Regions from separate parts of the Homo sapiens genome. Here region 1 is linked to region 2. A link is an interaction called in ENCODE POLR2A ChIA-PET data of the cell type or tissue named here. Cell type or tissue: Caco-2. All regions are shown on one strand. Each heading gives the region's core, and the rest is flanking DNA. Links, peaks and the distances in the headings are about the cores only. Region 1 overlaps AKAP6 (A-kinase anchoring protein 6). Region 2 overlaps AKAP6 (A-kinase anchoring protein 6).

Evidence for each region. ChIA-PET counts read pairs that join two places held together with the same protein. Peaks named below come from ENCODE experiments on the same cell type or tissue, not always from the same donor. Only the 100,000 strongest peaks of a DNase experiment are listed, where the experiment ranks them.
Region 1: POLR2A ChIA-PET joins it to region 2 with 16 read pairs; 4 of 35 experiments call an interaction of 5 or more read pairs at or near these places.

What each region holds. Positions count from the first base shown.
Region 1 is chr14:32,543,864-32,549,247 of GRCh38, reverse strand. AKAP6 (A-kinase anchoring protein 6) reads right to left here. Exons shown (of 14, transcript NM_004274.5): 4 at 2,249-4,018. Among named protein-coding and RNA genes, the nearest start is that of AKAP6, 220 kb to the right of the region's middle. In Caco-2, for the core only: no CTCF peak of the experiment used is centred there; a DNase peak (open chromatin) is centred at 5,107.
Region 2 is chr14:32,471,370-32,476,753 of GRCh38, reverse strand. The region is part of intron 2 of AKAP6 (A-kinase anchoring protein 6); the gene reads right to left. Among named protein-coding and RNA genes, the nearest start is that of AKAP6, 140 kb to the right of the region's middle. In Caco-2, for the core only: no CTCF peak of the experiment used is centred there; a DNase peak (open chromatin) is centred at 3,093.

The DNA of each region.
Region 1 (5,384 bases), core at 317-5,316, 72 kb before region 2:
TGATCACTTCCTCATGGACAGGAATGAGGGCATTTAGTTAATAATATGGGCTCTGGAGCAGACTGCATGGTCTCTCTCAGCCTGTCTCCTCAGCCATAAAATAAGGTTAATATCAGGGTTGTTGTGAGGACTAGATACACGAATACTTGATATATGTTAATGATGATTAATATGTTATTACTGCTGTATATTTGATAACTTTTTCCTCTTTGTTTATAAACCTGCATTTTCTTCCTCCAGGTTATTCTATCCATATGCACTATACCTTTATCCAGTGTCTAGCACAATGCTGGTCTCAGAGTAGTATTCGACAACGAATGGATGTAAAAAAAACAAAAAACAGAACAAAAAAAAATTAGGAGGAGTGCCCATGGCAGTTACATCAATATTCTCTATCCAGTCTGAATGGGTCCTGAACTCTTTCTTCTCTCCTATCTTATAGTTTCCCGGCGAAGGAGAAACTACAACCCCTTTCAGGGAGGCAACATGATACTATAGAAGAAAACTGGACTAAGAATCAGAAGACGTGAGTTTGCGTCTCAGCTTCCTACACAAAAGGTCTGTCTGGTTTGTCTGTCTCTGTCTCTGCCTGTCTGTCTGTCAGTCTGTCTATCTGTGTCTGTCTGTTTGTCTCTATCTAGCTACCTACCATCTCTTTATATCTATCTATCTATCTATCTATCTATCTATCTATCTATCTATCTATCTATCTATCTATTTTAGCTTGAGAAAAATCACTTAAGCTCATGGAGGCTGTTTCCATCTCTGTAAAGCGAGAATAATCTGGCATGGCCTGCTTCCTTCACAGGACAGCTGTGAAGATCAAGTAAAAAAAAAAAATGTATGGGCCACGCACAGTGGCTCACGCCTGTAATCCCAGCACTTTGGGATGCCAAGGCAGGCGGATCACCTGAGGTCAGGAGTTCGAGACTAGCCTGGCCAACATGGCGAAACCCCGTCTCTACTAAAAATACAAAAATTAGCTGGGCATGGTTGTGGGGGCCTATAATCCCAGCTACACGAGAGGCTGAGGCAGGGTAATCTCTTGAACCTGGGAGGTGGAGGTTGAAGTGAGCTGAGATGGTGCCATTCCACTCCAGCCTGGGCAACAGGAGCAAAACTCTGCTCAGAGGAAAAAAAAAAAAAAAAAAAAAGCATGTGGGAGAGCGTTGCATACCATAAAGTCATACACAAATTATATGTAGACAAGCATGGCCATTGATATGTCATCAAACAAGAAACCATTAACAATTATCAAGTCAGCTGGATCTACTTCCAATGGCCTCCTGAGGAAACGGCCATTACCACAGTAATCATAGTGAATCTCTTTGCCCAGATGCCTCTTAAAAGATCAAATAATTACTTATACTATGGAGCTCAGTCCTGAGATTTTTTTTTTTTTTTGAGACAGGGTCTCACTCTGTTGCCCAGGTTGGAGTGCAGTGGCATGACCACAACTCACTGCAGCCTCAACCTCCTCAGCTCAAGCAATCCTCCTGCCTCAGCCTCCTGAGTAGCTGGGACCACAGGTGTGTGCCACCGCTCCTGGCTAATATAGAGATGGGGTCTCCCTACATTGCCCAAGCCGTCGGTCCTGAGATTTTTGATAAGTCTGTCCTCAAACATTACGTCATATCTAGTAATTTGTTCAAAAGTACAGATTTAGCCAAAATGTCAACTTCACATCCCAGAGTCCATGGGTGGTACATGTATAGGTAATATGGTTATTAGCCAGAGTTCTCAAAGAGGAGGAAGAGTAAAGAAAAAAAAGATCCCTAATAAATTAGAAATGTCTGGTCTATTTCTACAAGAAGTTAACATTGGAGATGTGGAATGTATTCTGGAGTCAGAAGAAATGAATAAAAACACTCTGGGGTAACTGGAATAGTCTATGCATATATTCCTGAGCTACTTGTGTGTGCACAGCTATCATTCTATTTAATTTTGTATTAGATCCAAGGGGTTCCAGCATTCATCAGTAGTCATGATAGATTTGAACAATTTCAACAAAGAATTCTATACCAGGCAGGAGCACATCAAGCTAATGCACTGACAAGGGCAATTCCTAGTGATTCATACTCTTTGTCACATGCATTGATCATTGTGCTTTTTCTTTTCTTTCTTTGGAGAATCAGATTTATCAAAAATAGCCATACATTTTATAATAGAGTGTAGGAGTGTGACCTTCTCCCAGCAATACTTCCAAAACTCAAGTGAGAAATCATTCATGTTAAGAAAACCACCTTACCTCTATTTTTTCCCATATGGCTTCATAGTTGTCTTGGTGCTGAATATCTTGCATCAGTTTCTGAATTAAAGCTGATTTAGTGGCAGAATGGCTCTCATTTTTCTCAGAGGATGAAGCTCTTTCTGACTTCTCATCAGCATACTTTTTCATGCCAGCGAGAGGCATACTGGACTCCTCATCAGAAAGAATGTCACTCAGGGGCCCAGATTCAATGCTCTCCCCTAGTGAAGAGGCTATGTCACTAGATGAGCTTGGAGACACCCTGCCTAGCCTTGTATGCTTCTTTTTGACATGATAGGTTGGATAGATTTCAGAATCTGAATTCATTTCAGACAGTTCCCAGTCATCAATATTCTGGATGGTTTCTCCTCTGGGTTTCTGAGGCAGAAGCTTTGTTAGGTTTTCCAACTTCAAAGCCAATACTTCTGTCTGCTTAAGGTGAGAGGGCAGTGCTAGGTATTCATCAGAGCCATACCAGGCCTCCACAACCTCACCATTCCTAGTGACGTGACTTGGAGAGGAGGCTTGACCTTTTTTGCTTTTGTGTTTTGAAAGAAGTGGCACCGGAGACATGATGTTGTCTGAGCCAACAGAGGATTCACTGCTCTGAGTAAAAGCTGGTGAACTGGATGTTTCTGACTGCAATTGCAATTTGGCATTCCAACTTCTCTGATTACAAGGCTCAAGTGAGGATGTGGAAGCAGAATTTGTTTGTGGCCCCTCTATGGCCTTGGAAGTATAAGAAAGCTCTCCATTTGGCACTGCTGAGCTCTTTGTATTTTTAGCTTGTTTGCCTGAACCAGTCCCCCGTTTAGGTGTTCGGCATGGAGGCACCTCTTCTGAGGTCTTGTGTGGCTTTTTAAGTCGAGATTTCTCTTTATAGCAGTCGTTAAGCCTTCCCAGGCTGGAAGAAATTTCTTTAATGTGAAATTTGACTGTGTTTTCAAGGTTCCCATTCCCCACCTTGTGTAAACACTCATAAGACTGGCTGGCAGCAGAAGGGCTGTTGGGGTAAGAAGACTGCAATACCAGGCAAAGTTTGGATCTGTCAGGAGGATCTACTAGCGAAGGGGTGCTTCTGCTCATCTCAGGCTTTAGATCAACCATTTGCCTCTTTCCACCATTGCCTTTCAGATCATTCTTAAAAGTTTCCTCTTTAAGAAAAAGTCCTCTTTTTGGCAATGTAGGCTGCGTGGGAGAGTCCTCGTTATAATTAAAGCAATCTCTGATGGTTCGTTTGGGGGTTGCATTTTCACAAGGAACAGGCTGCTGATTCTTTGCATCATGATGGGAGGAGGAACTGGATTCTTGCTGCACAGTCTCAGAGGAGGGTTGAGCAGCATTTGTCAGAGCTTCTCCTGAAGATGATGACACCCCCAGTGTTAAGCCTGGTTGCTCTTCGACTGCAGAAGCATTGTCTTCCTCACATCCACCTTTGTCGTCTACTGAGAGAGATACTTGAGATACCTCCTCAGTAACTGCTTCACTGCCATTGGTAGAGATAGAGTCAGCAGCTACCGTAAGTAAACCAACACTTCGGATAAGCTCAGGAAACTCCTTTTCCATCTCACTGTAGCTCCAAGAGTCAAAGGGTTTGGTTTTGACTTGGCTAGAGGTCATGTCACCTAGCCCACTGAGCAAATCCTCACTTGGACTGTAGTCAGACAGTTCGAATGCAGTAATGCCACAATCCAGAGACAAGTAATTTTGAGAACATTTGATGGTTAATTGTCCTGAGTCATCCACTTCTGTTAGAGAATCAAGCCGGCCCTGAAACAGACAATGGCAATGGTTTCAGTAAATGCAACATCAATTACAACATCAGCTGCTATGTAAATGAAATTGCAGTACAGGGCACTATAAAGGTCAAATGTATTGGTCCCTATTGCTTGTGGTTTGACATACACAAAGGGATATTAATCAATTACCACATTGCTTTATATAGTATCTTGTTCTTAAACACCTGAAGATTTTTCACTAATCTGGAGTATACAGCCTTAACAGAAATGTCAAGAGCAAGCCAAAAAAATCCATTCTTGACTTAATTTTCAACTTAAAAATAATATATTATTCATTTAATAAGAATTTCATAAACAAAGCCTTAAGTAATACAATTTCTGGGATCAAAATAATGTAAAAGTAAAATCTCCACGAATGTCTGTTTTGCTTTTTGCTATCATTCCAGTACCTACCACAGTGGCTAACTCATGGTAGATGCTCAATAAATATTTTTAAGTAGAATAATTAATTATAATAAGCCAGTTGTGTTAAACATATATTGATGAATCAAAGGAAGGTAAACTACTGAATTTGCAAATACATAATAGTTCAAGACCAGTTTCTGTTTGGCCCCACCCTTTTGAAGGAGAAAATTAATGAATGTCCAAACTTTATCATTAGAGATAGCATCAGCTCCTCCCTCTGCATGTTTTTCTCCCCAAGTCCTGCTCCCACTGGTGTTTGCGAGCTGTTAAGTGCCCATCTTTCTTACTATTCATAATTCTGGATAGGCTGATTTGATTTAAAACTCCCTCACACTAAAAAAACAGCATTACGATTAACTATTTTTAATTTGTTAAATCTTTAATTCTGTAATTAAGGCTTTTGTCCCATTACTAATGCAGTTTCTGATTTCATACAACAAATGGGAAGATTTTCACTGATGATTTGTTTGGGGTAGAAGAGCCCTGGGAACTATCCTATTTTGCCTACTGGCTAAATAACAGACTGATCTAACCTAGCCCCCTTAGGAAATGAAAAAAGAAAACTGAAAAGTGAAGGGTTGTTACATCCCCAGATCTCCTTTTTTTCTGGAGGAAGAACTGTGGTGAGCCAATTGAAGCTGGATTCCATGTGGCTGCTGGACCCTGTGATCCTTTCAACCAGGTTTTCCCAGATCTGGCTTCTCCAGGATCTTATATCTGGTTTTACTGCTCATTTGTTTGTTTTTGTTTTTGGAATGTTCTCTCCCTTCAGACCTTCACCCTGCCTTTATCTCCTACTCCACTCACTCTCATTCCATAACATCTAGATAAACAGACAAAAAGCCTTATTTAACTTTTCTAAGCCTCAGAGTCCTCATCTATAAATGATGATGGTTGATTACTACAATTACTTTTTCATTTAATCCTTAAAA
Region 2 (5,384 bases), core at 172-5,171:
GCAGCAATCCCTATGTCAGTATTTGGCTTTGCTACACCAGGCAAGGGGATCCCAGTTTAGTTTGGTAACACTTACGGAAAATCCCTCCCTATTATTTTAGCACTGTGATTCAGAAAGATCTTCAACTTGCGGCCCGGTGTCTGAAGGTTTTAATCTTTATCTGACACAAGTCAAATATGACTAGATAAAATTCGATGGGAAACAGGGCTAAAATCCAGTAGGAGACTTGCATTCTATACAAAAATCTTATTGCAATATATCTTTGAGGATAATGCACACAAGGAAAGTTCAACTTAAACCTCTTCCAGATCCTACTTCGCTGTTTACTTATGTCCAAGTAGGGTCTGAGATGACTTTGGGGGCTTCCAAATAAGGAGGCACTATGCATTTCTCCCCAAGCCTCTCAACTCAGTAAGGAAGTGCTTCTATATAGATCCATCCTCCTTGCCTAGCCTTCTATGGATAAAGATTTTTAAAACTAATCATTATAAAAACTTTAAGAGCATGAGGTCAGAATTTTTGTCACTTGTGTTTACTGCTATGCCAAGAATAGTTTGACATATGGTAGGCATTAAATATTTGTTGAATTGATAAATATAAGGTCCTAGAAAATATATCACAAAAATATGTTTAAGAACAATATATTGTTTATTTCTGCATATAAACATGAAAATTTAAAGGTACCAAATAGATAATAATTATAATATTATACAAGTACTGCTAGTTAAAAATGTACTTAAAACATTTTTATGAGTAGTTAAAAGAGCTGAAGGCCAGGCGCAGTGGCTCACGCCTGTAATCCCAGCACTTTGGGAGGCCGAGGCGGGCGGATCATGAGGTCAGGAGATCGAGACCATCCTGGCTAACATGGTGAAACCCCTTCTCTACTAAAAAAAAAATACAAAAAAATTAGCCGGGCGTGGTGGCGGGCGCCTGTAGTCCCAGCTACTTGGGAGGCTGTGGCAGGAGAATGGCATGAACCCAGGAGACGGAGCTTGCAGTGAGCAGAGATAAGCCACTGCACTCCAGCCTGGGTGACACAGCGAGACTCCGTCTCAAAAAAAAAAAAAAAAAAGAGCTGAAAATGATTTCTGTCTGCAGACTCTGCTCATCAGATTAAGATGTAAGGATGCAGGTGAGCAGGTTGGTTGCATGCCAGTGCTGCAAAGAGAAGCTGGTTTTGCTCGATCTTCCACATTGACAGAATTCATAGCATGCCTTTTTGGAAGCTTTGCTCTGCATAGAATTGTCAATATGCACCTGCCATCAGTCCTTCAAGACATCTTGCCCAAAATATCACCTTTAAAATAAGAACCCACAACAAAAACTAACATTCACTAAAAAGGATTAATGGAGGGGATGCCTGAATCAGCTGTAGCCAATGTGAAGGTAGAATGGTGTTGTAAATAAGAGAGCAGAAGGCTTTAGAGATGCCCTGAACATCAGCCTTAGCATTATTATTATAATAACAACTGTGGGTCTTTGGAAGAGAAGCTTAACCTCTGTGCCTCAGTTTCCTGTGTTGTGTGTCAGGACTAGGACCCACATCACAGGATAAGGACAAAACATGATAGTGCATGCAAAGTATCTGACATATAGTAAGCGCTGAACAAAGGTTCACTGTGATTATTATACATCCATAAACCATTGAAAGTAAATTATAGACGAGTACTACACTGAGATGTACATTCCTTTGTATAAGGAATGTTCATCAGGCTGTAGCTCTACGTATGTATTTCCAGAGAGAACATTTAAAGAAATATACTTCCTGTGTCTCAAAAGTACAAAACTGAGAACAAATGTGCTACAGCTGTGGAAGTGAACATATGTACACCTCTCCCAAATGAATGGTAGGTTAGAATTTTCATCCGTTTTGCCAAGAAATTCATATAATTCCTATTCTCCAAAGCAAATAGCAAATAAACAAATTTATAGAAATTTAACAGAGAAATCTGGAATCAGAACAAATTTTGGAAAATGAGTGAAGTGCAAATATCAAACAATTTCTAAAATAAATGCAGGACCAAATGAACTGGAAACATATTCCATGAAGGAAACTTAAATCCTCATCCCCCTTGGGGAAAAGTGCTAGTTTCCTGCAAGATTCAATCCCTATTTCTTTAATGTGTGTGAACTATAAGCCAGCCCCACCTGGAATTTAGTTTGATTACAAATAAGTTTGTCAGATTGTTTACCTTGAAATCTTTCTTCTCTCCTAAAGAATTCTAAGAATGGTACTCGCAGTCACTCAGCTTTTTCATCAGAGAACTTGCTTGTATACAGATGTTGAACCATGTGAGACTACCATTCAATTGCCTTTGACCCACAAAAACAGCAATTTCATATGGTTCACTTATTCTACGTTGGATGGAAGTGGTCTAGGAAGATTTGAGGGGTTAAGGAAGTGGCTCCATAAAGAGAAGATATTTATTCCTTGTTAATGAATTTCACCTCCTCCAAGTTGTTGTGTCACAAAACGAAACACGTGTTGAGGAAGTAGAATCGCTTCATGTGGAAAGAATTAAATTCTCTTAGCATTGATGAAAAAAGACAGTGGGCTGGGCACCGTGGCTCACACCTGTAATCCCAGCACTTTGGGAGGCCGAGGCGGGTGGATCACCTGAGATCAGGAGTTTGAGACCAGCCTGGCCAACATAGTGAAACCCCGTTTCTACCAAAAATACAAAAATTAGCCAGGCACGGTGGTGCATGCCTGTAATCCCAGCTACTTGAGAGGCTGAGGCAGGAGAATCGCTTGAACCCAGGAGGTGGAGGCTGCAGTGAGCTGAGATCGTGCCACCGCACTCCAGCCTGGGTGACAGAGATCCTGTCCCAAAAAAAGAAAAAGAAAAAGAAAAAAAGACAGTGATGCTCACATTGAGAACAGCAGCAGATCCATGACCCAGCTGTATGAGGTGTCAAGGAAGTGTAACTATTAACCAAACGAAGAAAACAGTGGTGTCCTGCCCAATGTGCTGGGATGAAAGCCACATATGTGGTGGATGAACAAGTTATTCTGAGAAACAAGACCAGGCAGTTACCTACCATCTAAAGCACTAGAATGTCAGTCCCCCCGCACCTCCCGGTAATCCACACCCCTTCAAATGAACCTTGTCCTGGCAGGTTTACTAGAGTTGCAAAATGCTTGGATCTGCAGGAATGCAAGCAGCAAGCACCTCACCCCACTAATTTGGCATTTCAAGCTCTTCTTCCTTTCTCTCTTTCTGCTTTGGAATTTTCATTAGAGTATGACATTTGACTCATTCTGAGAGCAAACATTATATTTTCTGGCTTTTCTAATTTGAAAAACAGATGGTCTCCTCACTGGCCCTAGGGAAAAAAGAAAAACTTGTTTTAACAATTTCATCTGGCTTCTACTTCTCATTTTCTAGTTTTCAAACATGTAATTCTATTATTACCTGTTGTATGTGAGGCTGTGGGCAGCCTCTGAAGTAGTAGGCTTCCTGCACAGCACTATGTCTGAGGGCCACACCTCATTCTCTCCCATCTTCACTGCAGTCCCCATCCCCATTGCCCACAAAAAGCAAAGTAAAAAATAACTCTAAATTATCATCTATGTTATAAGTATTGCTTCAAAACTTGTGATAAGAAAGCTGTAGGTCAGTCTTAGAGAAAATACAAAAACACAGAAACTGTTTTTCACATTATAGCTCCAACATTCCACAGGGATTTATATTTAGGCAAATATGTGTGTTTGGGTGAGCTTCTGGGCTCAACTTTAATCATTCTGAGAGAGAAAGAATCCAACCAGTTTAAACTAGATTTTCACTCTTTGTAACCCATGTGGCATTCCAAACATTTCTAAGCATTAGGATTACATCATTTTCTCTTTTTTTTTCCTTTAATACAAACAGCCATTATATTCTATTTTCACGACCTTTAAGTTCCCAATATCAAATTACCCAGCTGTTGTTTCAATCTCTCTTAGTTGCTAAGAGATGGTGATGGTGGCAGACCAGACCGATTTTCTTCAACATAGAATTGCAAGCTGACATAAGAGGGAACTAAATTCAGCCAGAGCACAATGAGCCCAACAGTTGGCAGCCAGGCTGTGTGTCTTTTCCCAGCTGCAGGAGACAGTTGGTGCAGAGAACCTCGTTGCCATCTCCCTGCCAACATCACTGCCATGTTTTCATGCATTCTCCACAATGCCTCTCAGCAAAGAGGGGCATTGCCATTTGCATTACAGGGATCAGTCTGCTGTAATATCGCCTCTCCTAGAATTAAGTTCTGTGGCTAAAGACCATGATCTTTTCTGGGTCAAGCCATTCTTTAGTAATAATAGAGAAAACACTTCTATTGAATGCGGTGGACAGCATTTATACTTGCCCTCCTCCTACCCCACCTTATGATCAAGACACTTATTTACCCCACCTGCTAAGCAGTGTTGACTGCTTATTGCTCTCAGCTGAGACCCTCCCTGGGACTTGCCCTCAGCTGCCTCACCCAAGGTCATGCCCTTCCCTGGGAGCTTTCCACATCCCATGTCTGCTAAATGGGAGGAGGTATAAAGCCTGGGGGAAAAGGGGAGCCACTTTAGAGTTCTGGGTAGGAATACTGCCATCTCTGTCACAGCTGCAGTTCAACTCCTCTCTCTGGTTGATTTACTTCCCTCACCTCTCAGAGGTGCTTTTCCCAAGAACTCACCCCAATAAACCTCCAGCATGTAGATCTCAGAGCCTCAGAATCCGATTCCTGGGAACCCAAACTATGACAAAAAGTAAATTCTCAAACCTCTCTTTTATCTTAAGGAACAATCCACTAGGTTTCTGTGTGCTGAAGTCTGAAAGAAATCTCATAGGGACTATTTTTCTTGGTTTACTCACAATTGTGCCAGCACAAAAATCCTGACCCAGAATGCTTAACACGCTGCGTTATCTGTGCTTCCTTAGCACAGATAACACAGTGTCCAGTGTCTTATTAGCCAAACTCCAGTCTAGAAGCAATGTCAACAGAATTACTGTTAAAATGGAGGTGAGACAGATAATAAAAACAGTTTATACCATGGATGGAGGTACATGTCTCAATGAACAATAACTGTGCAATGAAGATATTAGCTATAGCCCTGGTGGGGGGTACAGGATTCCACCTACCCAAATTGGGTGAGAGAATGTTGAAAGGGTTTACAATGAAAATTGAGTAAATGTATAATACACTTAGGAGAAAAGACAATGGCCTATGAAACTAAGTCTCAGCTCTCGCCATGGACTTGGATTCCCCCACTGACAAGAAAGACTTAAACTATTAAAAGGTTCAGCCTGCTAATTCACAGTTTAGGAAGTAGCACTATGATCTTGCTTTTGGTCCACAATTTCTTATTACTACCACCGTCCATAAACGCATTACAGAACTGGTCATGGATC